4 separate regions of the Mus musculus genome follow, and regions 2, 3 and 4 are each linked to region 1. Evidence: chromatin loops called from intact Hi-C (ENCODE). Cell type or tissue: left cerebral cortex. All regions are shown on one strand. Region 1 overlaps Pmepa1 (prostate transmembrane protein, androgen induced 1). Region 2 has its middle 8.8 kb from the start of Gm36859. Region 3 has its middle 12 kb from the start of Gm36911. Region 4 holds the start of Gm36911 (a long non-coding RNA gene).

What was found. Hi-C counts contacts between places; a loop is a spot of excess contacts. Peaks named below come from ENCODE experiments on the same cell type or tissue, not always from the same donor. Only the 100,000 strongest peaks of a DNase experiment are listed, where the experiment ranks them.
Region 2: a loop joins it to region 1, with 3 times the contacts of the local background. A loop is called at or near these places in 5 of 42 quality-filtered maps.
Region 3: it touches region 1 in a loop (2.4-fold over the local background); 10 of 42 quality-filtered maps call a loop at or near these places.
Region 4: it touches region 1 in a loop (2.0-fold over the local background); 10 of 42 quality-filtered maps call a loop at or near these places.

The regions. Positions count from the first base shown.
Region 1 is chr2:173,224,860-173,232,859 of GRCm38, reverse strand. Pmepa1 (prostate transmembrane protein, androgen induced 1) reads left to right here. Exons shown (of 4, transcript NM_022995.3): 3 at 4,234-4,284; 4 at 4,517-8,000. The coding sequence ends at 5,038. Among named protein-coding and RNA genes, the nearest start is that of Zbp1, 9.9 kb to the right of the region's middle. In left cerebral cortex, CTCF peaks have their summits at 2,922 and 3,121 (motif pointing left); DNase peaks (open chromatin) are centred at 1,005, 1,357, 2,583, 3,120 and 1 more place.
Region 2 is chr2:173,296,411-173,304,410 of GRCm38, reverse strand. No RefSeq gene overlaps it. Among named protein-coding and RNA genes, the nearest start is that of Gm36859, 8.8 kb to the right of the region's middle. In left cerebral cortex, a CTCF peak has its summit at 3,471; DNase peaks (open chromatin) are centred at 2,006 and 3,282; H3K27ac peaks cover 1,602 bases.
Region 3 is chr2:173,330,499-173,338,498 of GRCm38, reverse strand. No RefSeq gene overlaps it. Among named protein-coding and RNA genes, the nearest start is that of Gm36911, 12 kb to the left of the region's middle. In left cerebral cortex, no CTCF peak of the experiment used is centred here; DNase peaks (open chromatin) are centred at 657, 2,411 and 3,348; H3K27ac peaks cover 707 bases.
Region 4 is chr2:173,340,586-173,348,585 of GRCm38, reverse strand. It overlaps Gm36911 (a long non-coding RNA gene), which reads right to left and starts at 1,777. Exons shown (of 4, transcript XR_375364.3): 1 at 1,577-1,777. In left cerebral cortex, a CTCF peak has its summit at 4,136 (motif pointing left); DNase peaks (open chromatin) are centred at 1,058, 4,715 and 5,539.

The DNA of each region.
Region 1 (8,000 bases):
TTGCCCCTCCTGACTGTGACATCAGGCCCCTTTGGGAAGCTCTGTCCTGCCCTCAGGTGTTCACAGTCAGCAGCAGTGGGGTGAAGGGAGGCATAGTCGTTAGCCTGAGATGGAAGAAGCTGGCACATACACAACCCTGTCTCCTGGATGGCTCAGCAGGTGCAGAGAGGATGGGGTGAGCAGAGCCATGCCGGGCGCAGTGCCCCAGTTTTGGGAGGAGGGGTGTCCCGGGCTGGCAGAGGCTCCTAAGTCTAAGGGCTAAGCCAAGACAGAACTGGCTATAGCCCGAGAAGCAGGGCTGTTCCTGGCAGGTTTGGGCATCTCCGCTTGCGTCAGGACCAGTTTCAGTGCGTCACCAGTTCATCAGGGCAGGAGCCGTGACAGAGACACCAGGACTCCTGACTGAGGCTCAGGACACAGCCTGAGGACAAAGCCGGCACCTGCTGTATAGGAATCCTGCCTGTTATGCCCTGGCTCACCTGGCTCGTTTGTTATCTCTGTTACCTAGCAATAGGCACTGCCAGCTGCCTAGCCGGTGTTCTTCACACAGCACCAGCCATGAGTGACGTCCGTCCGGGGCTCACTCCCTCACAGAGGAGTAACTAGGGCTCAGAGAGGTGGGTGGGGCACTCGCCCAAGGCTGAGCAGCTTTCCAGGCGGTGCTAGTGAAGATCCCGTAGCCCACTGTGGGGTGTGGCGAGCGGAGAGCGTGGGGTGTGAGAACAGAGGCTCTGGGTACAGATGGCAGAGAGTGTGGCTCATTCCACACGTACACCTGAGCTTAGCTGCTGCTGTAACAGACAGGACCCGGGACGACTCCCCAGACACTCAAAGAGAGCCTCTCCTCACTGTCTCTCCTGTACCACCTGGCTAGATAAACAGGGGACCCAGGGGAGACCTGGAACAGAAGGTGACAGTTCCCCTGGGACCCCCTCTCTTTCCGACACAGCGCATCTGAGGTGTCTCCAGGCCTTGTGTCCTCCCAGAGAGACCTAGATACAGCTGTTGTCTGCCTGGGCTCAGTGTGCCACACTAGGCTCGCTGGCCTACCCGGCGCCTTGCCCCTTGGCTGTCTCTGGTAATTGGGGTGAGGGCTCCCCTCCTACTTATGTGAGTAGGCCACAGATCCATCTCCAAGCACCTCCCTGAGGATCACCTCTCCTCAGACCTGGTACAGGAGGAGCAGGTGGGCCTGTCTGGTTGAAGCCAGGTCTCAGCTTCACCGTGCCCTACTGTGTCACACTGGCCAAGTCGTGTCCTCCCCCTCCCCGCCCCCATCTCTCCATCTCTCTGATGCTTTTTCCACATGATAAACAGTAAGAAGGGTGATCGGCATGAGGATCAGGTGCAGGGAAGGACCCGCAAGCCCACTCCTCGGCATCTACCAATCCAGTGTTCATTGAGACAGTCGGCTCCTACCTCCACACAGCCTGTGTCACCCCTGAGGAGTGTGGTTTGTCAGTGAGTCACCTCAGGCCAGGAGCTCAGCTAGGGTCTGAGATGGATCCATGCTTTATATTCTGATCAACCCTTGGCCTAAGTCTCCTGCTCCCCGTGGAAGCACTGCCTGCCGCGAGTCCTCGTTCTGAGGCCAAAGGCAAAAATCTACAGTAAAACCAGATGCAGGGGTCAGCCAGAGCAGAAGCTCAAGCGTGCATCCAGCTTCAGAGGGGTCCAGACCTTTCTCACCCTGGGGCAGGGAGGGCCTCAGCTCTCCACCTGCCAGATGTTTGCTCTACAGAATTTGATGGTGACCGCTTGTCCACAGGAAGGGAATGATTGTCACTGTGGAGTTGAGGGGACAGTCAGAGCCGTGTCTGGAAGCTGACCAAAGGGACTTTCCAAGCAGGTAGTAGCTCTCAGTCTAGAATTGCAGCCAGGAGGGCGTCATCAGGCCTCAACAGAGTGGCCTGACCCAAGGGCTGTGTGCCTGGGTTTATAAATAAAGTTTTATTGGCACACAACCATGCCTGTTAGTGTTTATGAGCTATTAGGATTTAACAAAAACTCCTCCCACCCAGTATAATGTTTTTAGTTATTCTTTGATAGTTCATGTATACAAAAACTTTTATTCTGACCCTTTGTAGAAATGGCTGGCAGACTCCTGCTGTGGGGGAGGTCCAGAGGGAGAGGCCGTGGAGAAGTCGAGTGGAACTCAGGCATCCTAATGGAGAAGAGGATCACATAACAGGAGCCAGCAGCACCCCAGACAGTGTGGAAGGAGCAAGAAGGAGCCCCAAAGCCATCGTAGGGCAAGCAACACAGTTCTAGAAGGACGGGAGGGGCTGTCCTCACTGCTGACTAGGGCTGGCAGCATTGGCTATGGGGTTGGACCCTGCCTTTCGCCTCCCCTCAGCGGCTGCCTGAAGTCCCAGGGTTAGGGAACATCAGGAGACAGTTATGTGATAATCGATTGCTGTAACTTAAGCATATGCTGTGACCCACACTAGACTCTAGGCACAGGGGATATTGCAGCTTTGCAGACAGAGTGAGCCATGTAGACAGGGTATCATGAGCAGAAATGAGGCCGTGTGTAGGAAGGAAAAGGGCTGGCGTTCTCCGTTGCTCGTCTGTGGCTGTGATAAAACCTGGTGGCCAAAGGCAGTTTGTTTGAGGAAGGGGTTATTTCAGCTTACACTTCCAGGTCACACAGTTCATCACTGAAGGAAGTAGGAGAGCTGTGAGGTTTGCTGGGCTAGCAATGGGTGGATAGCAGATTTGGGAGAGGATGTGGGTAGGAAGGAGTAGGCCCTGTGGGAAGGGGCAAGCCAGAGCAGAGGCAGGCCCCTCTGGTGCAGCATATGAGGCCTCTTGGCGCCTCCTTGTGGACCCCACCAGCTCCTCCTGCGGAAGCCACGCCTTCCTTAGTGTATACTTGACTGACATGTCTGCAAGGCCGGGATAGAGGGCAGCTTAGGTCTTCACCGTACAACAGGCAGAGGTGCCCAAGCAAGGTAGACTGAGTGGCTGTGTATGGGAGGAGATCTGGGGGAGGGAGGCTCCAGTCGGTGGGATGCAGACACCAGGAGACACCTGTGTGTCTGGATCGTATGTTTTTAGGGCAGCCAGGGCCATTCACTGTATCAGAGAGAGAATCTCCACCTGCAAGTGCAAGCCCCAGCACCGCCTAGTGGCCACTGCGTGAACTGCAGTTCTCTGCAGCTTGGGGAGGAACTTGTCTGAACTCACAGAGGTGGCAGCCCGCTGTAGTTCAGAGTGGTAGGAAGATGTATTCTCATCTGGATTGTGGTGATGGGATGTTTACTTGACCACATTGTAGGCTCCAAGTGTTTGAGAGTTTTATTTCTGTAGGTACAACGGAATAAAGCCAAAATTAAGGCGGCTTTTCCGCAGGCTGGCAGTTACACTAGAACCATTCAGGACAGCTCAGAGCTACTGACCCTAGCAAGGACACTCCCTCTCCTGGGAGAGTTTGCGCCCTTCCTGGGACTCCCACTGCTGAGGACGGGAGCCTCATGAGTGACAGCCATCACACAAATGATTCCATATCTGTTTATTGATAATAAAGATGTGAGAAACTCTAAATTATAGAGTCTGTAGGGACCCATACACTGAACATCAACAAAGAACCGGTCCCACCAAGGAGTGTCCAGTCCAAAGGCCTGAGGCACACAGGCTTAACATGCTGAGACACGTCAGACCTGGCTTCTGTGTGTGTGTGTGGGGGGGGGGGTATGTGGTACCTGTTTCTTTCTGATGTCCCCCGAGGGTCATCTAGATTGTGACATTCAACATTAAATTCACTAACTTCTCCAGCCAAGCATATGTGTCTACATGTTCAGTTGCTGAACCTGTGAGGTCAATGTTCAGCATTTTGGGCACGATCATGCCGGGAGCAAGCAGTCGTGGTAGAGACGGGAGGCAGGCAGGCAGGCAGGCAGGCCGGCCATACTGGGCTTCCTTAAAGCCAAGTAACTCAGCTCTAATGCCCAGGTAAGCTGTCTGCAGGCTTTGGGAGGGGGGTGCCCCACAGATCAGATACGTGCCTTGGAAAGCCTACAGACAAGACAGCAACAGGAGCCGAGGGAGGAGCCAGCAGCAACAGTGTGGCCTTGCCTCTGACCATGCATGCAGATGGGGTAAGGTTGGAGGATGAGAAATGCATGCGCCCAAGACTTCACTCCAGGACGACAAGTTCAAATCTAGGATAGGTGGCGTCTCCTGTCACCAGCCCTGTCCACTGCTGACCCTGTGTCCTTTTCCATCCTACAGGAAGGATGCCTCTGGCCCTCAGAGAGTACGGTGTCAGGTGGAATGCCGGAGGTAAGACCAAGTCATGCCTCCCTCTCCCCCTCCCGCCCACCACTCACTGGACAGGCCTTGTCCAGGAACTCCCTGAGTCCAGGAGGCCCCCTGTAGTGCAGACCTGTTTCTAGGGGCTTCCGGGGAGTCACGGCCACCCCTCCTGAGCCCACATAACTCAGTCTCTGAATCTGGGGGAATCCAACCTCAGTCTGCCTCCCTCCCTAACTCTGCTCTACCCCCCTCCCTCCAGCCACAGGTCTATGCCCCGCCTCGGCCCACTGACCGACTCGCTGTGCCCCCCTTCATCCAGCGGAGCCGATTCCAACCCACCTACCCCTACCTGCAGCACGAAATTGCCCTGCCACCCACCATCTCACTGTCTGATGGGGAGGAGCCCCCACCCTACCAGGGCCCCTGCACCCTCCAGCTACGGGACCCTGAGCAACAGCTGGAGCTGAACCGGGAATCTGTGCGCGCACCCCCTAACCGGACCATCTTCGACAGTGACCTTATAGACAGCACCATGCTGGGGGGCCCCTGTCCCCCCAGCAGTAACTCGGGCATCAGCGCCACCTGCTACAGCAGCGGTGGGCGCATGGAGGGGCCGCCCCCCACCTACAGCGAGGTCATTGGCCACTACCCTGGCTCCTCCTTCCAGCACCAGCAAAGTAACGGGCCATCCTCCCTGCTAGAGGGGACCCGGCTCCATCACTCGCACATTGCCCCACTGGAGAACAAGGAGAAGGAGAAACAGAAAGGTCACCCCCTCTAGGAGTGGGGGCCGGGGCGCCTGTAGGCAAAACCGCAAAAAAAAAAGAAAGGAAAAAAAAACACTCCGCACTTCTTAAGAGAGAAGAGAGAGGAAGTCAGGGGACACACAGGCTGAGTGGCCGTGTGGTAGTTCTCCTGTCTGTGTATAAATATTTACATGTTCTGTGTGGTCTGAATGCAGAAGCTCAAAAAGCTTGCAAAAAAGAAAAAAGAAAATGTTTCTTTGTTGAGCCGTGTCTTGAAGGCAAAAGAGAAAATGCTCTACTAGTCTTTCCTTCATTGTTCTTAGTTGAGCTCTGTGCGTGAATGCTTAATTTCTTTTGTTTATGACGGTTTTACTTAACTTTAAAGACATATTTGCACAAAACCTTTGTTTAAGATCTGCAATATTATATATATAAATATATATATAAAATAAGAGAACTCTGTATGTGGGAGAGCAGGAGTATTTTTGTATTAGAAGAGGCCTATTCAAAAAAAAAAAAGTTGTTTTCTGAACTAGAAGAGAAAAAAAATGGCAATTTTTTGAGTGCCAACTCCGAAAGTGTGTATTACCTTGTAAAGAAAAAAAAAACCTACAAAGCAGGGGTTTAGAGCTATTTATATAAATGCTGCGATTTTGCACTATTTTTTAATATAATATATCAGTGCTTGTTTGATGGAAACTTCTAGAGAGTGTGTTGAGACTTGGAGAAATGTTGAGTTTAAGTCTGAACAGAGCAGCAGGGGTGTGTCCCTCCACCCCCTGGGTCTCAGAGGGCCCCCACTGTGCAGGAAAGCCAGGCTCCCCCAGGGCCACACAGCATGCCGCCTGCAAGCCAATGGATGCTTCTGTCCAGACAGGCTGTGAACAGTTACACATTCCCTGCCGAAGGGGACCCGTGATGTGTCGTCCCTCTGGGTTACAGCTGAGTCAGGACCGTCTCCCCCGCACCGCCCCCCAACAGAGGCATCCAATTCCAGATGCCTTTCCCAATATGAAAATAAACTGTTACCGAAGGAATCTTAGTTTTTTTTTTTTTCTTCCTCTTTAAAACACAAAAACTATGAAGGTTCAGTGTTTGGGGGCAAGGTGCATCCCCAAAGCCAAAGCAGTCCCCGAATTTGGTGCCAGGTGGATACAGCAGCTGGCTTCATGCAGAAGCGGGTTAGACTCCAGTGTCCCAAGGCTGGGATCTACGCAGTTCCACCCTGGCATGTAGGAACGGCCCAGGGTGATGGCTGCTTGACCTCTGACCATGTGTTTCCCTCAATATTGATTTTCACTTCAAGAAGCCAATTAAGAGTCAGCCCAAGATTGAAAGGGACAAGCCCAAGTGTTCCCCCAGGAAGCCCAAAGGGGTTAGGAAAGACTGCCAGCACCAGCGGCCCGTCCCTCCATCCCTCCGCCTCCAGCGTAACTTTCCTTCTCCTCCTGGACTCTCCCCTCCGACCCGGAAAGAGTTGTATTAGATGTGGTCATCTGATCATCATTATCACACGTTAGCGGGACTGGGGTCTCATTTCCCAGCATGTAATTAGTATGTAGGATGCTGGGACCCCTAGAGGGCTTGCTGTTGTGTCTTCTGTGAATACAAGAGAAAGCGGGGTGAGTGTGTAGTGAGATCTCTTAGGGTTCAGCAGCAGCAGAGGTATCAGGAGCAGAGGTGAGTCTGCTGGAATCCCTGGAGTGACCCCGCCACCCCTCCCCATCCACAGGGCGGTCCTATTTCCTGCCGAAAACGTTATCATGTAAATGAGAGACGGTAACCTGGACACAGCACCTTTTTATTACTTGAAAACCTTTTGGAGGTCAGGCCACCATGCCTGCTTATACACATACAGTTTTTAAAATATAGGTTACCCTGCTACCCTGCTGGATCCTGAGCCTGGAGGCCTGCAGATCCATCCGGGCAGAACATTCCCAGGAGACCTACTTCTCCAGGAGTGGTTGACCTGACCTCTCAAAGAGGATTCTTGAAAATATCACGATGTCACTGAGATGTCCCGTGTTTCCCTGTGCGAATAATATCCGATGCCTTACCGAGGAAGAGCTCTCCCTCCGGGCTCAGGGTGGGGACACTCCCTACAGTGTCTCACTCTTGGGGCCAGTCCATCAAGGGCTACTGCTGAAGTTCAACTGTGCACACCCCTCCCCTTCCCTTCCCTTCCCTCAGCATGCATGTACCCTGCTTGCAGAGGCCCCCAGCTGTCCCTGCAGCCTCATGGAATACTGCATGTGGCTCCCATTCCTCTAGACAAGGAAACCTTATTTGTGTCTGCGGCTTCAGCTGAAAGCCAAGCCAAATGAACGTGCCCACTGTCCTCTGGGGCCAAAATGGCTGTCCTTGCTTTGTTGGATGGGTTGTTGCAGGGGCTTGCTGGGCTCATTTGACTTAAGGGCACACCTACTCCTTTGGGTAACAACCCTGGACTAGAAACTGGGGTCCCTTGGATGTGGGTTGTAGGAGCTTGAAGGAAAGGACTTGTCAAAGGCAGGGTGTCCTGAGTGTCAGGCTGTCAGTCCCTGCAGGCTGCTGGTAGTGGGACCCTGAGCTCTGGCCAAACTCTACATGCTGGGTCCACACTATCTCTTCCCATGGCAAATTAAGCAGATCCTGGGAAGTGGCTGGTTGGAAAGGAACCGACCTGGTAGGTTGGGGGGGGGGGCAGAGATGGGGAGTCTATTGCTCCTTTCGGTTCTGAGAAAGGGAGAGTTCTTGACTCCCTCTGCCCACATTACCATCTCCACTGCTTGCTCCAGAGAGGTCACAGCCCCTGCAGAGCTCCAGGCTGTGTAAAGGCAGGAAGGCTCTGCCGAGCTCCAGGCTGTGAGCCAGCTTTGTAAAGCTGGGATCTGCATGACTTTGCCTACTGCGCGAAAGAAGTCTGTTGTTTTAGCAAAAAGTTAAAATGTGACCCTGTACCCTACGTGTAACAGGAATCAGGGTCAGGCAGACTCCAGACCCTCTCTGTTCAACCGC
Region 2 (8,000 bases), 72 kb before region 1:
GGTCACATAACAGTCAACTGATCTATGCATTTTGACCAGTCGTAGATCTCTGTAATGGTCTCTGTTGCAAAGGGACGTTTCCTTGATCAGGGGTGAGAGTTACACATATGTGTAAGTTTTAGAATGTAGTTAGAAAGTATGCTGGTTTAGTAACGTGTCAGTAGTAGGCTCTCTAAGATCCATGACCTCACGAGCCCACAGACAGCTGTCTAAGGCGTGGTTTCCCTCCTGTTAGATGAGTTACTACCAAGATACCAGTACCACTACCTCACCTTTAAGGATATCTTCCCTAGCTGGGCATGACTGCGTAGGACTGGTTGTCATAGCTGGGCAGGACTGTGAGCTACTTTTCTCCCCTGAAAGCTTGCATAGCACCACTGGCAGTATAAAAGTTAGTACTCAGGAAGGAGTCTTTCAGGCCATATCCAGCTTGTATCTTTCTTGGCGTCTAGGATCTGAAATGCATGGCGTCTTCAGCAATAGGGACGTACCTTCTGCCTCAGGGAGGCCACCAGGGGCAACAGAAGTAGCCTATACAATTTGGGTGGTTTCTTGGGCTACCCTGACCAACAACTGGGACGTGAGTTACTTATGCTTAGTTCTGTCGTTGTCTGTTGTTTGTTTTTATCTATTAAAGCATAATTTTAAAAAGCATTATTAAAGTGAATTCCACCTGCATTACATTTTTAAACATGGGCACTGGAAATGTTTGAATGAAAATGTATCTAGGGCCATTTTATAGACGAAGACACTGAAGGCACAGAGAGTGGATCAGGACAGGAGGCAGCTCCAGGGATCACCACAGTTACACTTTGCAGTTCCTAGGCCTGTGCGGAGAGCTTCCAATTGCTGGTCGTGGTGGGGTGCATTGGAACCTTGCCTCTCTGGTGGAGCCTGCACAGCTGGAGTTCGGGCCCCACCCCTTTCATACAGCCCCGCCCCTTTCTCACAGTCCCACCCCTCTCCCCGACCCCACTCCACCTGCAGCCTCTGGCCCAGGATCCTGTCTCTGAAAAGGGGACTCTCTGCTGGGGGCGTTTGTACTTTTCCTTGCCTTTCGATTTACCTCAACTGCTCTTTGTATGTTCTAGAACACTCCATCCACTTTCTAGTAGATTCTGCATTCTTTCCTTGGGCAAAGCAGTCTAATTAGGAAGATTCTGCAATAGGTGGGAATATTATTAAGGCACTTAGAGGTTCTTAACACCTTCCATGAGCACACTGTCGCCTGTCGCGCCTAATCGCCTTACCGCCATTAGAGTTGCATTAGCAGCCAGACCGAGATTTTGCACTGTGAAAGATCAGTACGTTGAGAAAACTCATAGACTACAGAGCTGAGAGTCACAGCTACAGAGTCAGCTCTACTCTCACTCTTCAGACAGACTCTAGTGTCCTCGATCCCCTCACACTGCCGTTTCACATTCCCAAGCCTGACTTTTCAGTGGGTTTCTAGAACACTGGCCTGAGTGTCTGGACTTGTGCCAGGTAGATGTGGTTCTCCCATTTGCATGCTGGGTAATGGTAGGGCAGTGATGTCATCATGGTTTGCAGACAGTGGCATGGAGGTAGATGCACAACACAGAAGATGAGAGGGACAGGAAGAGATCCTGTCTGCTTGGACCAGAGCAGAAGCCATTCCAGGGATATGGTCTTCTCAAGGTTCCCTCAAGACATGGTGTGTAGTAAGGAAACAGGCTATAGAGTTAGTGTTAACTGTTAACTTCACAGAACCTAGAATCACTTGGGAGACAGGCCTCTGCTTATGCCTCTGGGAGATTATTGTGTTTAATTGAGCTGGAAAGTCCTGCCCACTGTGGGTGGTGCCATTCCCTAGCTGGGATCCTGAGCTGTTAAATAGAGAAAGGGAGTTGGGTATGGCACGTGTCCACTGCTCTCAGCTTTCTGACTTTGAATGTGTTGTCGCTTCAAGCTCCAACTGCCTCCGCTTCCCCACCATGACGGGCCACACCCTGGAACTGTGAGCCAGAATAAACCTGTGTTTCCTTGGGATGTTTTTGTCAGTGTGTTTTGTCACAGCAATAGCAAAATAACTAACACAGGGTCCATGCTTCACGGTGGGGTAAGGAGGGGTCCAAACTGTCTTCTGTACCCTGCCTTAATTAACTACAACCATCTGGCTGCATTCCCACAGGGGTGGAAGAACAGAGAGGCCCTACTGAACTCCCCAAATCATAGACCAGGGCTGCATCTGGCCCGCAGAGCTGGCTCTCCACACTTGATTTATTTTAACTTACTTTAAACTGGTTGCCAAAATTGAAATATCAGGACATTTCACATATAAATCAGGATTCTGTCGTCTTTAACATATCCAGAAGGCTGAGAAGCGCAGCTCACATCCCCGTGAAGGGCACACAGATAACCACTAAGGCCTACACTGGAAGCCCTCCTCTGTGCTAACCTCCCCGTGGGAGGCAGGGGGTGGGTATGGGGGGCTGGCATGGCGCGAGCATGTGGAAACCCGAGTTTGATATTGGGAGGTTTGCTTAATCAATTTTCTGCCTTATTCACTGACGCAGGGTCTCTCCCAGAGCTTGCTGACGTGGTTAATCTCACTGGTCAGCCTGCTTAGGGGATCCCCTATCCTCACCTTCCAAGGCTGAAACTACAAGTGGGACACCACACTCACCCTGTATCGATGTAGGTTTTGAGGATCTGAACTCCGGTCCTCACATTTGCATCGCAAACGCTTTAACCATAGGGCCAGCATTATCCCTTCCCCAGCCCAAGCGTTGGACAGATGAGAACTGAAGCTCAGAGATCACAGGAGAAACCTGCCCCAGACAAGACCGTTGTTAAGACCAGCCCAGACCCACTCCGTGGCCTGGGCTCTAGAACCCCAGTTAGAATCCTTAAACTGCCGGTTCACATGATCTGAGCATGTCCTTCCAAGCAACAATCCCATCCAGAGAGAGTTAGGCCCTGACTCAGACAACCCGGGGATGGCTGCCCTAGTGGCCCCTGCTGCCAAATGCGCATGCTCCGGCCTTGAACGATGACTCTACCTGTGTTCGCTGGCGAGAAAAGCTGTGATAGTTAAGTAGGGAGAAAAGCAATCCACTAACCAGCATTCGTAGTATGGTTCTATTTTTGCTTCAATATATATTTAAACACAGAAAGAGAGATACCCGTGTGTGCAAAGCTGCATAGAAATGAGCCTGGGGGGTGGGGGACAGCAAAATGTTAAAAGTAGCATCGCTGGGCAGTGAGATTCTGGATTCTTTCCACTCTCTTTCTCCTTATAATTTTCTGTTTTGTCTATTTTTTGCCACGAGCATGTACTGCTTTTATATTTGGGGGCGGGTGGAGATTTAAAAAAAAAAGAAATAAAAAAACAACTTAGCTATTTTCACTTTCAGAAATGTGCAATTCACTTTCCGTACTTAGGACAAATCGTGGTTGGTTCTCTAGAGCCACGGGGCGCAGGCAAGGCCCCTGGACCTCGGCTGCTCTGCACTTCCGCAACTGACCGCCAGAGTTGTGAGGGAAGGGGAGGAGCTGTGAGATGCTCCCCCATCTAAAGAGGGTGATTGGGGGCGAGGAGTGGGCAGGGAGGGAGCAGATGGGCGGGTGGGAGGCGTAGGCCTGACTGTGGGGCCGAATGTGCCAAGCAAGGCCCGAGGAGGAGGCTCAGGCTGGTGGTTCTTGCCCATCCACAGCAGCGCACACTCTCTACAAGTCCAGCAGGCTGGACTAAGACTGCTGGGGCGGCCAGCCACTGTCTTCTGTTAAAGCCATTGTCTTCAAGGATAAACTCAAGGACACAGATATTACACACCTAGACAGCCGTTCCAACCAGCGGCCATTGCTCTCATGGCTTGTGTGGTCTGGGTGGTGTAACTAGATGGCCAGAGCTTAGGGATACTTCTGACATTGTTGCCAGACAGGCTGCAGCTCTATGCAGACTACACCAAAGTTCAAAGTCTCTTAAAAGACCCAAGACAGTCTTTTTTTTTTTTTTTTAACTGTGAGCCCTTGTAAAATCAAAAAGTAGGTTACATCCTTCCAGTACATGGTGAAATAGAATAAGTATTTCCATCGTAAGAGAGAGGAATGGGGGCAGAACAAGAAATGAGCAGAACAAAACAAAACCCAACAGAGCAACGCCAAACCCTGTAGCTCTGCGCCAGTGTCCTGAGGACTGTAGAGGCACCGTCTGGGCACCAGTGTGCTTGGACAGGACCCTCCCTACCTCAGTGCAGTCACCTGTAGCACACCTCGTCTCCCTCGTGAGCCACCTCTTCTCCATGATTGTAGACTCCCCCCTACCCCCATGGATATCACATTGTCCTGGTGTCTCCAACATCTTAGGGTCCCCACTGTCACCTGAACTTCACCTTCACAGCCTCACTATACAGTGACCTCCTAGGACCCCCTGCGGGGACGCCAGCCCTACATAGATGTCCTGGCCTCAGACACTTTCCAGAACCTTGGTGCAAGTTTTCATGACCCTTGGATTTGTGTTTGCCTGCGAAACCAAGACCCGTGACAGGTGCAAGACTCTGCTTTCTGTCTGAGATGAAGTTTTGTCCCCTGGAATCATAGCTGCAACACTGTCTGGGTATCTTTGCCACCCAACCAAGGGAAATACTTCCATATGTGCCATTCTGGAGCAGAGATTCTCGGTGGTATTATTCTCATTTTGGGCTCTCTCTTTTCAAATGAATCTACATTTTTTATAAGCGGGAAACCTTCTATGAGTAGAAGTATGCTTATCTCCGTGCAGAGTTCAAGGTTTGCCCTTAATGGTACCTGCTTTATTTAAAACAAAACAACAACAACAACAAAAACAAAAACACCCAACACCCACACTTGTAGCAATCTGCACCCAGTCTGTCTGCCCTGTCAAAGGTTTTAATACCACTCATGCCCACTTCTTACCAAATGGTCCATTCTTCGAATCTCCCTGCTTTGAACTGTCACCATAGCCTCGATAAACACAATGAGCAGCAGCCACGCCACAGCCTGAATGAGATGCTGTCCCTACATTTCTTCTCTCAAACAGTCCAGCTCATTGCTTCTGAGCTCAGCCTCAACCAGATTTTCAGGATGTATAAGGAGGCAGCCACACTCTTCACCAGGACATAAGAGAGTGGCCTTTATCCCAGATTCTGCGTTCTTGTCACACACACACACACACACACACACACACACACAACCTCCTAAGTGCCTTCTCCTCTGCCCACATTTCTCTTGGCATTCCCATCTTCCAGACTCCCACCAGAACAGCCATGATGATATTTAATGGTGTCTCTGGTCGAATCTCCTAACTTTTCCACATTCTGCCTACAAGCCAGTCCCAAAGCCCCATCATAAACCAGCTGGTCAGGTTAGTTGCAGCCACAGCCCCACTCCTGGTAGTAAGTTTCTGTATCAGTTACTTTTCTTATCTGACAGGAACCCGCTTAAGGGAAGGGTTTTATTTTGGTTAATGGGTTTGAGCACACAGTCCTCTGAAGTGTGAAAGGCGTGGGGTTTGAACACACAGTCCTCCGAAGTGTGAAAGGCGTGGCCGACTTCACAGCCTCAGGAAGATGCAGCTGGCACTCCTCTATCTGGATAGACTGGAAAGTGGAGTGCAGGAAATGCTGCTGTTCTGCTCATTTTGTATTCAGCCCAGGACCCCAGCCCCCTGTACAGTGCTACCCACATCCAGGGTGAGGGGCGTACCTCATCCATCAAGCATCTCTGGAAGCATCCTCACAGAGACCCCCAGAGCTGTGTCTCCTAGGTAGCTCCAAATCCAGTCAGGTTGACAGTGAACACGGATGTCGCAGGCTCTAAGGCAGCATAGCCCCCTGAAGCCTACTATTCCTGCAAGTGACCACCAGCAAGACCCTGTGACTCAGAAGTTCCTGGCACTGAAATGGTAACAGAGAAAGGGTGGACGAGGAGGTGGGACAGGCAGAGATGTCGCCTGAGTTAGAGAGGGAGCGCAACTTAGAAGCCCTCACTATTTCAGCATCTGTACATGGAGTGCAACTGAGCTTCAGGCTCTGCCTAGAGAAAAAGGAGAACAATGTTTCTGTCCCAAGTGACAAAGCTGAGGAGATGGGGTACAGCTCTGGGCAGGACAGACACTAAGGCCTTGTCTCCTCCTGGTCAGACTCCTCTCCACTGTGGTCAGGTGACCTGGGGCTTGCTACTCAGCAGCTGAATACAGCGATGCTAGAGGTGAATATACACTGCGTGTCTGTGAAATCCTGCCGGCTGCACACATTCCCACTATATCCTTTCCCTCAGTGGCCTTGGATGAGCCAACAGCCACAGAGACAACATCTTACCAAGAACCCAGGAGGCTGGAGATTGATTCTTTCCTGTCCTACAGTTCAATGTCAGGGAAGCCCACAACCCCGGCACCATCTTGATCTACCTGGTAGAAAGACCTTCATCATCTTGACCCCTGACCCTGACCCTTCACTTAAAGAGCTCAAAGACCACAAGATCATGTTCTATAAGCTGCAAAGTTCATGGTAATTTGTTACACAGCAGGAGATTGCTTATACAAACTTAAAGATTTGCCCAACTTCTCTCTGCTGGGTAGGGCTACCAGAGCTGGCCAATTCAAACACGTGTTGTCCAATTAGTTATAGGTTTCAGTTAACAGAGAACTGTTTTCAATGTAAACATTTCCCATATGATATTTGGCACATACTTACACAAATGCATTACTCATTGCTTAATTGGAAGTCAAATGTAACTTAGTGTCTGGTATTTAATTACCCTACTAGACTCTTGATAAAGATGCCCAACAGATTAGAAAGCTGAATATATGCTATTTCTGCCCACATGGCCTTGTAAGTACTTCCAGGGACCCTAAAAATAATTGTATAGGCGACTTTGGGAAAGTATGGCATGCCTGTACCTTTGTGTGGGTGATTCCCTGCATGTTGGATCTCCAGTACTCCCAGTAGAGGGCTGAAGCCACTGCCCACCCAACCCTCTTCTGTGCTCTGGGAATAAGCCAGCCATGGCCACATAGCTGCTAGAGGCCTGCAGCTCCAGCTCTGGGTGAGTAAGCTACAGTTACCCATGACAGGCATAGGACCCAGTAAATGACAGGGATAGAGAGAAGGAAAGAACAGAATAGAAGGCAGGAATGACAGAAAAAGAAAGAGAAGGAGGAGAACGGAGAGTAGGGAAAGAGGATGCTTGATATCCTCTGCCTCTGCATGTTCGTGCATTGGTGTGCATCCCCCATGGGTACACACACGTGCAACACACACATTCATACGCACGCACACACACATACACACACAATTACAAAAGAAATAACTGGGCCAGCAGGACAGGTCAAGTGAGTAAAGGTACTCGCTGCTAAGCTTGCTGACCTGAGTTAGATCTCTAGGACCTACGAGATGGATGTCCTCTGACTTGACTGTCATACAATTCGGTATATGTACATAGGAGGACAGACACATACACACACAGTACAAATAATTTAAAAACAAAACCAATGTGCCCAGCACCCTGCGATACTTCTGTCCCTTCCAGTCCCCAACTCCCGTTCCAAGGTACCTGTCACTTCACATGCACACTGTATTAGAATTGCTCTGCAGTCCAGATGCGAACCAATCTCATCAGCTTGGTCACCCAAGGTCACTTAACCCAGGGGAGGAGCGGACCCCAGCTGTCACCCTCTGACGTTAGAGTCCAGCCTCACCACTCATTCATGCTCTCGCCAAGTGTGAGCTGGGTGAACTGTGACAGACTGAGAAGGCCATGGTTCTGAGAGGCCACGGTCCTTGGACTGCAGGACATGAACACACAGAGTGTGGTGACACAGAATGAACACCTGTAAGGCGAGGCCAGCTTCTTACCACAGACGAGTGTCACGAGCAAGGGCAGCCCAGCACCTACGGGAACCACCCTCACTGCTCAGGAATGAAGCCCGGAGCACAAGGGTCTGTGTGTGCCTTGTGGGCTGAGGGACTCTGAAAATACCCTGTCCATTTTCTGACCCAGAGTCAGGGCTGGTAGGC
Region 3 (8,000 bases), 110 kb before region 1:
TTGAAGCCAGCCTGGGCTACATGAGACCTTGTCTCAGAACAACAACAGTGAGATTCAAAATAACAGAAATACATAGGGGAACATTGGGAGTTTGTTTGTTTGAGATGCATTTTATTTGTGTGTATGCGGTGGTTTAAATGAGAGTGATCTACTTGGTCCCCAGTTGGTGGCTATTTGAGGAAGATATGGAGGTGTGGCCTTGTTGGAGGAGGTATGTCACAGGTCTTTGAGGTTTTAAAAATACCTGCACCATTTTTACTTCTTCTTCTTCTTCTTCTTCTTCTTCTTCTTCTTCTTCTTCTTCTTCTTCTTCTTCTTCTCTCTCTCTCTCTCTCTCTCTCTCTCTCTCTCTCTCTCTCTCTCTCTGGCTTGCATTTAGATAAATGAGCTTTCAAATGTCTTTGCTTTACTATCATGAACCCTAACCCTCTGGAACCACAAAGCCCAACTAAAGTTATGTTTCAAGTTAAGATTGCTATGCTTAAGAGATCTATAAAACAAAAATGCCTCTAGCCTATAAGTCCCACTTGCCCAAAGCCAAATAACTTCCTGAGGTTCTGGAATGCTTTTGCTCATGCACACTAACAAGCCATGTGCTTTCACTTCTCTAAACAAGGTTGGTTGCCCCGACGGCACAGGCTGCGCTTGACCACACGGAAGTGGGAGTTATGTAGGCAGGAAGTGCACCAGGATGCATGCTTGCGGCAAACTGGACCAAGGCAGGAAGTATGTAGTCTTGAGGGTGTTGCCTGTAGAAACACAGAACTAACAGAATTCACAGCTATTTTTGGGGAATCCTGGGTTTGGGCCTGGCCAATGTCCATCATTCTGGCCAGTTTTTAATAAAATTACTTCAAAATTGGCTCAAAAATCCTAATAGTGGTCTTATTCTCGACCAGTGGGATTAAAAGTGACCTCAGTCACAGGGCTTTATCGCAGCGATAGAAAGTAACCAATGCAGATGTATGCGCGTGTTTTGCCTGCGTTCGTGTCTATGTACTATGTGCATGCCTGCTGCCCAGAGGTCAACAGAGGGAGTCTGATCCCCTGCAAGTGAAGGGACGAATGGTTGTGAGTCACTGTGAGGGTGCTGAGAACCAAACCTGGGTTCTCTGAAAGAGCAGCAAGTGCTCTTTACTGCTGAGCCGTCTCTCCAGCTGTTCCGGTGGGGACTTTTCATGGTATCAGTGTTCTCAGAGCACGGTGGAGTGCTCCCAAGATGTCACATTCAGGCCTTGTTCACACTACAAGCTACACCCACAGGCATATCATGAGGTTCAGCAGCCATGTTTGGCCCTAAGAGGAAGAAGTCTGGCTGTCAAGAGTCATGATTTAATCCGGGCCTAGTGGTGTAAATCTGTAATCTGAACACTTAGGAGGCTGAGACAGGAGGACTGGCCAGAGTCTGAGAACAGCTTGGGTCACACAGTATATTTTGAAGGATAATGAAGTGCATAGTTTCTGGAAGTTTCTGAAGTGTATAGTTTCTGGTTTGTTCAGCTTCTTCAATTGTTCCTTTGCCTGAGTTACATATGTAGTTACTAAATTTCCCAGACTCTGGGGTTAAGGGACAATAGACTGGGAACTTTGGAGTGAGGAGTGTTGGTGCATGGGGTAGGTGGAGCCCCTATGGCCCCTGCCCAGCCTGAAGCCCTGTTCCTGTCCTGTCTGGCTGTGCCAATACCACTTCTGTGTACATACACACACACACATGCACACACACAGCACACACACACAGCCTGCACACACACACAGCATGCACACACACACAGCATGCACACACACACACACAGCATACACATACACACAGCCTGCACACACACACACACACACACAGCCTGCATACACACACAGCATACACATACACACACCCTACACACACACACACACACACACAGCCTGCATATACACACACACAGCATGCACGCACAGCATGCACCTGCACATACTCACACAGCCTTCACACACTCACACAGCCTGCACACACACACAGCCTGCACACACACACAGCCTGCACACATATATACACACACAGTCTACGCACACACACACAGCCTGCACACACGTGCATACACACACATAGCCTCCATACACACACACACCATATACACACATACACACACACACACAACCTGCACACACACCCTGCACCCTGGCCGTGATGGAGATTGTCACATCCTTCCAGAGTCAGAATCTTGGAAAGTGTTATTTAGCAATGACTTGAGACTGGAGACCCACTTGTGCAGAGACGGGGGCACTTTCCCAAGCTGTCTGCAGGACGGAACAATAAAAAGTTGTTCCTGAATCCCAGGCCTGAGGATCTCACTCAGCCTCCGGTTTCCTTCCTCTGTCGCTCAGCTCCTACCTCCTTCACCACACCGGAGGCTCTGCAGCCAGACAGCCTGCTTGTCTTCCTGCCAGCTGGCAGAGACGTCTGGACCCCGGTCACTCCACTCACGGGACTGTTCTCTGGCCCAGAGAAAGAGACAAACAGGGCAGCCAGCTGTACTCAGCTCCTTTCTCTCTTCCCACTCCCCCACCCCCCCCCACCGCTACCACGGACAGGCAGGGTGAGAAGGCAGAGACCAGAAAACCCAGTGTTCTGAGGACTGATGTCTAAGGTGCTCTGGAGAGCTTCTGGAAAACACTTTTGTGAGTGACAGCTTGCAGCTACCCTCTCACCCTGGTCAGAACGCCTCCAGCCCCCCCCCCCCCGGTGGCTCCATAACACCCCACTGTCCCAGTGCCCTTGGGTGCAGCGGTGACCTGGCTACCAGCCTTCTGAAAAGGCAAGTGCTGTGAGGAGAAGCAGGCTAGGGACACATCACCATGCCCCTTCCTGCGTCCCTTGCCCAGCGTCACCTGGTCCAGGAGGCCTCTCTTTACCGGCCTTTTTTCTTTCCCATGCATAAAAAGCAGGAGGCTTTTTCTCATCACCTTGCAACCTCCCTCCCACACATAGCAAAGTGGCATCCCTGGATGTGAGATTGTGGAACCCAAAAGTTAACACACGGTAGCATCTGCACCTGCCTCTGCCTTGATCTCCAGCCTCCGCCTCCCTGAACCAGGGTTCTGAGAAGTTCACTGGAACATGAAGGACAGGGCATGGCCTAAAAAGACAGCCGCCAGCTGTTCCTCTCACTGTAGGTCTGACAGACACACTCTGGGGAACCCGCATCTCCCATATGGCTGTGGAAATGGGAAAACATCTTTAGAAATCAAAAGTACACTTCCCAGGAGAAATGGAGGCTCCTTCATGGGGTTCTGGCCCAGAAAAGAACTTTCTGGAAAGCAGGGAAGCTGCTGTGTTTGTTATCCTCCGGGAGAGCATTTCCAGCCGGGTGTGAATCTTCCTGCAGTCGCCCTGAGGTGGCAGACACCCCCTGCTCTGCTCCAGCTGCCTATGCAGCAATTCATTTGTTTACCAAATGTCTGAAACGTCTAGACAGGTTTTGGGGGTCAGACACTGAAGTCCCCCCGGCGGCGGCTTCTGCAGGAACTGAGTGGAAAGCTAGGCGCTGCTGTCTGGAGCTCCTGGCTTACCCGTGTGTTAATTCCCTGCCCTTTTTATCAGCTGACAGCTTCCCGCAGATAAAGCGGATTTCATTTAAGCTTTTGCTCACCAGGCAAGATGAATATCCCAAATTCCAGGCTTCTCCCCAGGGGTAGGAAAAGAAGGGGATGTTTTGGAAACATTGTGGATCCACAGAAGTCATCAGAGCTCTGGATACCAAATGAGGCAGGCACCCCTGAAGGGAATGGGGGGTGTGGGAGAAAATGGCCCTGTCCCGGTGAGGGTCAAACGCACATACAACAGTCGTGGTTTTGAAGAAGAGGTCTGGCTGGCTTCTGAAGTCAAGACCAGAGGGAACAGGCAGGCGACAGACCCTGTGGATTAATCACGAAATTGTCACCTTTTAACTGCGTACAGGGAAGCAGGTCTCCTTTCTCTGTACCCCAGTCGCATCAACAAGTATCCAAGACCAAGGGCAAACATCTCTGGGAAGACCCCAATTGTTCTGCTGTCACAGGGGAGGTGTCTGTGTGCTGTCCTTTCTCGGGTCTGGGAGACCAGAAGCAATGGAAAATCCTTGCACTGAGACAGGGGATGTACAAGTCTGAGTTAGAGACACAGGGTGGGGCTACCAGTCTCCCAGAGCCTCTGCGCAGGGGTAAAAGATAAGCTGAAATAGGATGGGACAGAATAGAATCTGGCTGTGAGGCAAATGCTTGCCCCATAGGAATGGCCTGCTGTGGCTACCAGCACAGGGTCAGGCCAAACTAGGACCCTGACTTGTGTCTTGCTTATTTCTTACTTAGTGGGTGGGTCTCAGACAAGCAGCACAAACCTGTGAGGCTGGGCTGGGCTGGGCTGGGCTGGGCCTCTCTGGCAGGATACTGAGCCATTTGCACCTCTAGCTATCTCCACAGAGGAGTCTGAATTCCAGTGGCCTGGGATTCCGGCTCTACACCAAGTCCAGGCAGGCAATGGATAGTGGAATCTGGTGACAGAGATTGGCCATGCACATGGTCTGTGGGTCATTGTGCTGGGTAGTAAGTATCTTTGTAGCTCAGCACAAGTGAGATTATCTGAGAAGATGCAACCAGTATTAAGAAAATGCCTCCATAAAACTGGCCTGTAGGCTAGCCTATGGGACATTTCTCTCTCTCTCTCTCTCTCTCTCTCTCTCTCTCTCTCTCTCTCTCTCTCTCATTCTCTCTCTCTCTCATTCTCTCTCTCTTTCGCTCTCTCTCCCTCTCTCTTCCTCCCTCCCTCCCTCCTTCCCTCCTTCCTTTCTTTCTTTTTTTTACTGGTTATCTTATTAATTTACATTTCAAATGTTATCCCACTTCCTGGTTTCCCCTCTGCAACCCCCCTATCCCATCCCCCCTACCCCCTGCTTCTATAAGAGTGCTCCTCCACCCACCCACCCATTCCTACCTCACCACTCTAGCATCCCCCTACACTCGGGCATCGAGCCTTCACACGACCAAGGGTCTCCCCTCCCATTGATGCCAAATAAGGCCACCCTTTGCTACATAAGCAATTGGAGGCATGGGTCCCTCCATGTGTACTCTTTGATTGGTGGTTTAGTCCCTGGGAGCTCTGGGGGGGGGGGGGTCTGGTTGGTTGATATGGTTGTTCTTCCTATGGGGTTGCAACCCCTTTAGCTCCTTTAGTTCTTTCTCTAACTCCTCCACTGGGTTCCCACTCTCAGTCCCATGGTTGGCTGCATACGTCATCCACATCTGTATTGGTCAGGCTCTGGCAGAGCCTCTCAAGGGACAGCTATACCAGACTTCTGTCAGCAAGTGCTTCTTAGCATCAGCAATAGTGTCTGGGTTTGGTGTCTGCATATGGGATGGATCCCTAGATGGGGCAGTCTCTGGATGACCTTTCCTTCAGTCTTTGCTCCACTCTTTGTATGAGACATTTTCTTAATCAATGATTGATGTGGGAGAGTCCAGTTCATTATGGGCAATGCTACCCTGAGGCTGGTGGTCCTGGGTTATATAAAGAAGGGGGCTAAGCACACCATGAGGAGCAAGCCAGTGAGCATCATTCCTCAAAGATCTCTGCTCCCAGTCCCTGCCTTGAGTTCCTGCATGACTTCCCTCAGGAATGACCTGAGAGCTGGAAGCAGAACTAAATGTTTCCTCCCCTAGTTGCTTTTGGTGGTGTGTTTATCACAGTGATAGAAATCTAACTAAGACAGTCTGCCTGGCTGTTACAGATTCTGTTAGGAGAAATTATATAGCTTTACCACCTGTAGGTGACTTGGCTCCCAGTGGTGTCCCAACTCCTCAGTGTCTCAGCTGGGGTAATAGAGAAAGGAGCCTGCACAGGCAGTCATGTGACTAGAATCCACAACCAAAATGAATACAAGAATTCCTAAGGAAGCCAAAGAATATACAAAGGTGCTGTTGATGCACTTTCTTATGTGTCACACCGAAGTGCAGCTGTGTGCAAAGCTTCCACTGGAGACACAAAGCAGAGGGCTCATAGTTCACACCATGTTGGGGGGGACACAAGGCAAAGGGCTCACAGTTCACACCATGTTGGGGGGGACACAAGGCAAGTGGCCCACGGTTCACACCATGTTGGGGGGGGGACACAAGGCAAAGGGCTCAGAGTTCACACCATGTTGAGGGGACACAAGGCAAAGGGCTCACAGTTCACACCATGTTGGGGGGGGACACAAGGCAAAGGGCTCACAGTTCACACCATGTTGAGGGGACACAAGGCAAAGGACTCACAGTTCACACCCACTTGAGGGGACATAGGGAGAAGATCTCACAGCTCACACTGAGTTGGGGGGACATAGGATGAAGGGCTCAGAGTTCCCACTGATTTGAAGGGACACAGCACAAAGGGTTCACAGTTCACACTGAGTTGAGGACACAGGATGAAGGGCTCAGAGTCCACACTGAGTTGGGGAACACAGTGCAAATGGCTCACAGTTCACACTGAGTTGGGGGAACACAGTGCAAATGGCTCACAGTTCACACTGAGTTGGGGGAAACACAGTGCAAATGGCTCACAGTTCACACAGTTCTGGTTCTTGTTTATTGTTTTTAGTCTGGAGATTGAACACAGGCAGGGCTTGCCTGTGCTAAAACATACGCATGCAAAATGAAACTGTATAAAATAGAAAAGTTCAGACTAGCATAAAGATTTCTGAAGTCAGTCTTTGAATGATCTTTGGTCAATTATTAATGTATTCTAGAATTGCAATTGAGCAAGCTTCTTTATTCATAAGCACTGCTGGGAGAACTGAGGCAGCTGGGTGCAGACTAGTCTGTGTATCTGTCTCTATGTCTGTCTCTGTCTCTCTGTCACTGTCTCTCTGTGTCTGTCTCTATCTCTGTGTGTGTCTCTCCCTTTCTGTGGTGTTACTTGGGGAAGGGGGTGGAGGGTCACCAAGGGACAGAAGCAGATGCTTTCATGGGACACCCAGTCCATGCTGAGAGATGCTTTGACGCAACACACACACACACACACACTCACACACTCACACATACACTCATACACACACACATATGCACACACACACACACACACATACACATGAGATTGCTCTGTATACTAGCGAGTGTCATGACAAGTCACAGGAAGCCACCAATTTATGAAGACCTCAGGCTGCATTGTTCTAGACCCAAACTTAGTGATGGGTAAGTTCAGCCATAGCCAGGAAATGTTTTACCCCCAGGGGTAAGCACAATAAGGAAAAGGAGGGTAGGGGTCATAGTCTGGGGCAGCGGGAAGGGATAGTCTGGGGTGGGGAGTCTGGTGGCCCTGCCCTGGGTCCCATGACATCTCTGTAGTATTTTAGGCAGGAACACAGCGTGGGGAGGGCACCTCTGGCTGCCTCTTCCAGCTCTGAGGCTGACAGTCTAACTGGCTTTTGTGAAGTGCCTGGAGCTAGACACTATCAGACCCAAGAGTGGCCTAGCCTGACACCTGACCGGTGTCTCTGAGAGACGTCAGGCCTAATGGGGAGAATGAAGCTGAGGCCCAGAGGTCTGACAGAGTCTGTGCCCTGGGATCTAGAATAACACCCATGGGGCTGTAAGCAATCCTGCAACAGGCTCTGGCTGCCCTGGCTAAGACAGCACCCCAGCCACGGACAGGCACATGTCAGCACCTTTAGATGCACCCCCAAGGAACCAAGAGAAGACTGTGAGGCCAGACAAAGACACCCACTCCTCCCCAACCTCGGCGATGCAGAGTGGTCAAGAGTAGCTGGATGCCTGCTGTGAATTGCCAGAGCCATAGGCTGCAGGCAGATCAGACACAGAATAGAGCTTGGACAGATTTCATCTCTAGTTTCTTTCTAATTGAGGCCTCGTTGGCACATCAGGCCTTCTTTCTCCTCTTGTGCACTGTCTAGCACATGCATATTGAACAGTCCTGGAGCCCAGTGCTAAACTTAAGTCAGGTTTTCTGCTGAAAGTCGCGTATGAGCTAATGGGTCTCACCAAGAGTCACCTGGGACCCT
Region 4 (8,000 bases), 120 kb before region 1:
CTTCCTTCCTTTCTTCCTTCCTTCCTTTCTTTCTTTCTTCCTTCTTCCTTCCTTCCTCCCTCTTTCTTTCTTTCTTTCTTTCTTTCTTTCTTTCTTTCTCTCTCTCTTCCTTCCTTCCTTTCCTCCCTCCCTCCCTTCTCTCTCTTCCTCTTCCTCTCTCTCTCTCTCTTTCTTCCTTCCTTCCTTTCTTTCTTTCTTTCTTTCTTTCTTTCTTTCTTTCTTTCTCTCAGCCTTTGAGGGTCATTCTGTTGTTTAAAAAATAGAAGGGAGCTTTCTCCCCTTTCCCTCTTGCATCAGCTGGGCCATGACTCTGAGGCTGTCTCCTCTCCACAGCCTTTTCTTTGGCTGCTCCCTGAAGCTCCCACAGACCCTACCACCCTGGAGATCACTGCTCAGCTTTAGAGACGCCTTGTGTTGGGATGTAATGGACTCTGGCCTCTATCTAGTTCTGTTGGGGTTCACAGAAGTTTGATGTATACCTATTGTCTGCCAGAGAATCAAAGCTGCCAACACTTCCCCAGCACCAGGCACAACTGCATATGTTTCTCCTCACAACAACCTTGGTGGGTGCCCACAAGCTGTCACCCACCTGAATGCAAAGGGATACCAAGGTACAAAGAGGGGCAGAGGCATCCACGGTCACTAGGGTCCTTGTGGAAGAGATGAGATTCAATTGCATTTCTCTGCCTAAGCCAGGATCCTACTCTCCCTGACAGACTGGGATGGACCCAAGCAGAAGCCATAATCTCAAAGTGACCTAGAGCAGCAAGTGACACCCCTTCCCAGGGCATGAATAATGACTCACCCTCCCCCACCAAACTCCAGGAACCCTGTCCAAAGCAGACCTGTATGGTCTTCACATCAGGGCTCCGCCCAAGCGACCTGCTGAGGGCCACCATTCAGAGCCCACCCAGTCTGCAGGCAGATTTCATTCTTCCATAAAAGGAGGTCCGTTTGCCAAGGGAACCTTCCAATCAGAAGTAGTAAGCGATTTGCTGTAACTCAAACTCGGATGTGGATGGCAAGCCCTAGCTCACGACTATTTTGAGCCCAGGAAAGCCCACAAGTGTGTCTATTCTGAGACAGTGACACAAAAAGATACAGTTAGGAAACTGTGGAGACTTGAGAATTTAGAGTCACTCCCACACTAGCGCTCACCCGCAAGAGCCTCCAGGCTGGCTCTGCGCTTCGAAGCCGTGTTCTGCCCCATTGGCACCTGGGGCAGGTGGCTTTCCCTACTGGCTAGTGCTCCCATGGAGAGACCTGGGGTACTGATGGATACCTGGAGATGCAGGTGTCCCTGGAAATGGGTGGGGTCCAGAATGAGGGGGCCAGGAGAAGGGGATGGGAAGGAAATAGAAAGGTAACAGGAAGGGACTGAGATGAGATCTTCTCTTAAAACAAGCACCTCAATGGTCACTTAACGCCATATTGCCCAGGGCCAGGTCTGAGCTAAATCCTGGGCTTATTTAATCAGCCCCCAAAAGACATCTTATTAGAATTCTTCCCCAATGCTTATAAATTCAGACAGAGGGGCTGGAGCGATGGATGGCTCCGCAGTTAAGAGCCATCTTACCTGTTTTCCAGTTCCATGTTCAGTTTCCAGCATCCACAACAGGTCGCTCATAACTGCCTTTAACTCCAGCTCCAGGGGATCTGACACCTTCTTCTGGCCCCCACCAGCACCCTCACACATGCATATGCAGACAAATAATTAAAGAGGAAAATCTGGGGACTTTCTAAAGCCACCAAGCAGAGCGACGGTCACTGCTTCCAAGTCTGCCTCTCGCCTGGGAGGTCATAGGTCCTGGAACCTGGGAAGCTGATGGTATTTGGAAAATGCATCTGCACGTGGTCCTCCTGGGTAACCTGGGACAATTATCTTTATGGGAGACATGGAAAAATGTAGGAAGATGGAGGTGGGACCTGGAGCCTTCCTTGCTTGGATGCAGAAGGAAGAAGCAGATTCCAGTGTGTTCCCAGCCCTTAGAACACCTCAGTTTGGGTCCCAGTCCCTGGAACTATGGCAAATGCTACCCCTCTGCTATTCTAAGACACTCAATATGGGCCACCTCTCAACCGCAGTAAACCCTCCTCTGCAGACAGCAGTCTAGGGATAAAGATGAGAGAGCTGGCTTCAGGACCAAGTGGTCCCACCGGGGTTGGCTTGTCTTGGTTCTCTGAGAGCTGTGTCATATCCCTGGAACAACTGTCTTGGGGGTGTCATGGGGCCAGTCTGGCACTAACAGGGCCAGGTACTAGGACAAACTATGGACAAGGGCACTGTAGAGCTAGACTCCTTGGCCACCAGTTGATTCAGCCCCTTGACTCCCATGTCTGTCTGGTTGCTAGCATTCAAGGAGGTCATTTTTGCTCATTTCCCTAAAATCCAACACTTCCCCCAACCCACACCCACAGCCACAGGCGGAGAGAGGAAAGACACTTGTGGGATTTACCAGGAGCCTGGAACCATCTTTGAAAGTATTCTCGTCAGGCCGTGGTGGCTCATGGCCTTTATCCCAGTACTCAAGAGGCAGGGGGAGGCAGTTCTCTGTGAGTTCAAAGCCAGCTTGACCTGCAAAGCATGTTCCAGGATAGCCAGGGCTACACAGAGAGACCCTATCTTAGAAAACCAAAACCAAACTAAACCAAACAAACAAAAAAGTAGAAAAGAAAAGAAAAGAAAAGAAAAGAAAAGAGAGAGAAAGACAGAAAAGAAAAAAAGACAAAAGAAGGAAGGAAGGAAGGAAAAAGAAAGAAAGGAAAGAAAAAGAAAGAAAGAAAGAAAGAAAGAAAGAAAGAAAGAAAGAAAGAAAGAAAGAAAGCAAGCAAGCAAGCAAGCTCAAGTGTTTGTGGGGTGGGGTATATCCCTCAGCTCCATTTCCATACATGGCTACAGTCTACGGAGTCACTTTATAAGAGTCCAACCCCAAAACACAGTATCTTGTGTGTCACCTGCATCAGATGTCCCTCAGGGGAACACCTAAAATCCCATGTCCAACCAAGAGACAGCACAGTGTCCACAGGGACTGGGGACAGAGAGCAGCCTGGTTCCCCTGTTTTGTGCAGACTGCATCCTGTGGTGCATGTAGACACCGAGTCACCACCCCAAAAGCTCACAATCACCCAGATCCATCTGCCCAGAGGCAGGACTTGAGCCACAAGGGCTGGTATGGCCCACTGCCCCCAGCCACACCTCAGATACCACAGTCACTTGGCTCTTAACACAGAGAGTAAAGTGTCTCCATTTTGAATTAGGTGGCTCAATAGATGTCTGTTGTTGTTGTTTTTGTTTTTGTTGTTTTTCGAGACAGGTTTTCTCTGTGTAACCCTGGCTATCCTGGAACTTACTCTATACCAGGCTGGCCTTGAATTCCGCCTGCCTCTGCCTCCCAAGTGCTGGGATCAAAGGCGTGCGCCACCACTGCCCTGCTAGTAGATGTCTTAGTTAGAGTTCCTACTGCTTTGAGGAGACACCATGACCAAAAGCAACTTGGAGAAGGAAGAGTTTATTTGGCTTGTGGTCCCTCGTTGCTGTTCATCATGGAAAGAAGTCAGAACAGGGACTCAAACAGGAACCTGGGTGGATGCAGGAGCTGATGCAGACAGAGGCCATGGAGAGGTGCTGCTTACTGGCTTGCGCCTCATAGCGTCTTACAGAATCCAGGACCACCAACCCAGGTGGACACTAAAGCACAGACCTACAATAAGCTGAGCCCTCTTCCGTCGATCATTAATTAAGAAAATCCCCCAAAGGCTCGCCCAGTTTCATAGAGGCATTTTCTCAATTGTGGCTTTCCTCTCTCCTCCAGTGACTATGGCTTATGTCAAATCAACATAAAGTTGTCCTGCAAACCTGATGATGTGAGTTCAATACCTGGGACCCACATTGCTGTCCCCCAGGTTGTCATCTGACCTCCACACATGCTCCATGAGCCATGGCAGAAGCATATAAACACATGTATTAAGTAAATATTTAAAAAGAAAAAAAAATGGAGCCTGAAAGAATGCTTAGTGGTTAAGAGCACTTGCTGCTCCTGCAGAGGAGCTAGGATTGGTTTCTGGCACCTGTAAGTCAGCTCACAACTGTCTGCAACTCCAGTTCCAGGGATCCAAAGCCCTCTGGTGGACTCTGCAGGTACTGCATACACGTGGTGCACATACATCCTGGATCTATGCAGGAAAGACTAAGAGAGCCAAGGTTTCTCCCCCAGAAGAACCCAGCTACTTGCGGGATTTCTTGCCACGAGGGAAAATGAACCCCTTCTTTCTGGGACCCTTTTGGATCAGTACTCAGCTTGCAGGAGAGTCTTCCTAAGCACTATGGTTCCGTTCCACAGCGAGTGGAGGACCATGCTGAGGGAGGGGTCGCTCACAGAGGCATCGTTTGCTATAGTGCACATGTTCCAGAGACGGAGAGCTTTCTCAAGGTCTGTGGCTGTCTGTGGGCCTGATGTGCACTTGCTGGGGCACAAAAATCATAGACCAGGACACTAAAGCACAGAGACGCTAAGCCACCTACCCAGAGTCACAGAGCCAAAGGTACACAGGCAAGCTGCCCATGTAGATATTCCCCCAAGCTCCTGGGCCCATACAGTTAACCACTGTTGGGCTGCACTAAGCCTGGGTTCCCACCACAGCCCTGCTTCCTCCAAAAGGTCTCACAGTCTTCTGAAGACATGGTTGGCCTACAGCAAGCAGCCCCGCAGCCTTGCCAAGTGTTCATCTTTCTTGGATGTTCCCATGGGAGAAGGGGGGAGCTTAAACTGGCTCATGTTACGCCTGCCAGTGGTAGCTTCCCAAATAACTGACAAAGGGCTGACATTTTGTGTGCTAGCAGGGACTCACAAGTGTCTCTCTTTAGCTTATGACAAAGACAATCAAGTTGTATCCCCAGGCCCTGTGTCATCTGGCCCTTCCCTGAGCCTCACATGGCCAACACAAATCCTCTTGCTCCACACAAAGGCTACATCCTCAAAGTCTCCGGCACCACATCCTACCCCACACCCGGTAGCTTGTCAGTCTTGGCATTGTATAACTCTTCATGAGACAAGCTTCACACACACACACACACACACACACACACACACACACACACACACAGATGTCTTCAACTTTGTCAGTAGTTGCATCCAGGGCTACAGATAGGCTCCAGCCCAAGAAGGATCAATAGATATTTACAAATGAAGGAACAGACCCTCTGCACGCGGCGCTGGCTGTCCCTGCCACAGCAGTTGTGACTCTGTGGGGCCTGAGCCTGTGCTACCTGAGCCAAGGCCATCCTTGTGGGCAGGCCTCAGAGGCAACTTCCCAGAAACCATGGTTATGTGGCTCCAGCAGGCAAGAGGGGATCTGCTGGGCCGGGTGCCTGAGCTCGCAGCCTTCCACGGGTGTCATTTCCTGCCAGCCGCTGGTGGGGATTCGCGCTATTCCAAAGCAGTTCTGAAGTCCCCTCCCATGGGACACTGTTGTTCAGACTCTGCAAAGCCTGCGCTGGGGGAGCAGGTTTCTGGGGCCCATCCTGAAGTCAGCAGAGCGAGCAGCTCCAGCCTGAGGAGAGCTGGCAGCGCAGGCTCCCCTTGCTGAGCAAACGCAGCGCAGAGTAGGCTGGCGCCTCCATTTCCAAAGTGTTTGGCTGGAAATAGGAGAGGCAGAGCCACGCTGATACCAAGCAAAGCTGAGAGGCTGGCAAGTTCCCTCCCTCTTTGGGGTTCGCAGGGAGCCACCGCTTTCAGCCTCAAGTCCTGTAAAGGCACTTTGCCAGTCTGGCTCGCTTGGGCCCAGTGGGACACCATAACCCACAGGCTCCTCCTCCTCCTCAGACAGGACAATGAGAGTTCCCACCTCACCAGTTATTACCAGGGTAATGTGGCCAGCCTCAAGTCAGGGCTCTCTTGTCCCCTCCCTTGAACAAAGGCTAGGCTGGACTCTAATACCAACAAGCTCTTCTCTCTTTCTCTCCTCTCTTTTCTCTCCCCTCCCCACACCTCAGTCTTTCCTCTCTTCTCTCTCCCCCCCTCCCTCTCCTCTTCCTCTTCCTCCTCCTCCTCCTCCTCCTTCCTCTCTCTCTCTCTCCCTCAACCCCCAGTTCTGTTCAAGTCTGCCCGTCTCACTGGTTCTAGGGCTGTGGGATACTCCTAGTCACCTTGGCCTAGGTCAGGATTCAGAAGGAGATATGACACCTTACCAGATATGACACCTCTGAACCAGGACCTTAAAGGGCACAGTGGTGGCACGCATATTTTGGTCGTAACCAACATCTTTCTTTGTTGTTGTTGTTGTTGCTGCTGCTGTTTTGATACAGGGTTTCTTTAGCTCTGGCTGACCTGGAACTCACTCTGTAGACCAGGCTGGCCTTGAACTCAGAAATCCGACTGTCTCTGCCTCCCAAGTGCTGGGATTAAAGGTGTGCGCCACCACTGCCCGACCAACATCTCTCTAATTGGACTTGAGTCACTGATTGGACTCACTCAGCAGCAGGGTAATCATGCCTGGTTACTCGGAACCTAGTCTACTCTCCAGGGAGGGTGAAGCGTGGATTCCGGAGACGCTACAGGCACCACTTTTACTAGCATAACCCCCAACTACACTCGATAGAACTGTCCTTACACCCACACATGAGTGACGTCCTCACCCTCAAGAAAACGTCTCTTTGAAACAGCTGGACACCATTACAGAAAAACATAACTGGTCAAAAGGCAGAGCTGTGGGGCCCAGTCCTGACGAGTACATCAACAGTGCGGGCGGCCCCGGCACCCAAAGCTCCAGGAACTCTGCAGAAGAGACTGGGGAGACTTAAGAGCCAGGGGAACAGAAAGTTTGCTGCAAGATTCTGTCTCCTAGGAATGCCAGAGGCTACACCCACAGTCTCATCACCATGGCTGCCTAACCATGAGTGGAACAAGGGCAGTAACAATAAACCTGCTAACATGAACTAGGCCATGAGGGTAAGGCATCAGGAGGCCTCAACCCTAGACAAAGAACCACAGGCACCCGAGGAGTACCAAGCAGAGCGGGAGAAATCGTCTTCTCCAGCGAGGAGCAAGCACAGCAACTGGTAATTCAATGCCAACTGCTCAACCCTGAACATACACATACGGGACTTTATAGAAACCGGGCGGGTTGTATTATGCGTTTATATTCATGCATGTAATAACATTTAAATAAATGTAACAACATAAGTGTAACAACAATTAAAGAAACAGATGCCATGAATTTGAAAGAGAGCTTTGGGGGAGTGGGGGATGTGAGCTGGTATGGAGGGAGTAAAGAAAAAAAGAGAAATGATCTATGTTATAACCTCAAAGCATTTTTAAAAATATATTTATTTTGGGCAATAGAGCTCATGCCTATAGTCCCAGTGATAGAGAAGAGCAGTGTTCTAGTTGGTTTTCTGTCAACTTGTCACAAGCTAGAGCCTTCAGGGACAGAGGGCTAGCGCCTCAATTGAGAAAATGTCTCCATAAGATCCAATTGTGAGGCATTTTCTTAATTAGTTTTCAATGGGAAGGGCCCAGCCCTTTGCGGGTCGTTCCCCCCCTGGGCTGGTGGTCTTGGGTTCCCAGGCTGAGCAAGCCAGTAAGCACCAACCATGGCCTCTGCAGCAGCTCCTACCTCCTCCAGGCTCCTTTTCCTGTCCTGACTTCCCTTTATGATGAACACAAGTGTCTACCGAATAAACCCTTTCCTCCCTCCCTCACTTGCTCTCTGGTCATAGTGTTTTGTCGCAGCAATAGAAACCCTAAACAGTCAGGCAGGCAGGCAGGCAGGCAAATCCCTGAATTTCACTGATCAGCAAGTTTAACCAAACAGGCAAGCCCCAGGTGCCAGTGAGAGACCCTTCCTCAAAAAATAACCTTGTGTAACTCCCCTTTAGTCTTCTAAAATAATCTGACCCTTCTCTAATGCCGCCCTTGCCACTCCCCCACCCCCGGCAGCCAGAGCTCATCTTCAAGAGTAACCTGAGGCACAGAGAGGTGAGGAACTGGCTACAGGGCACA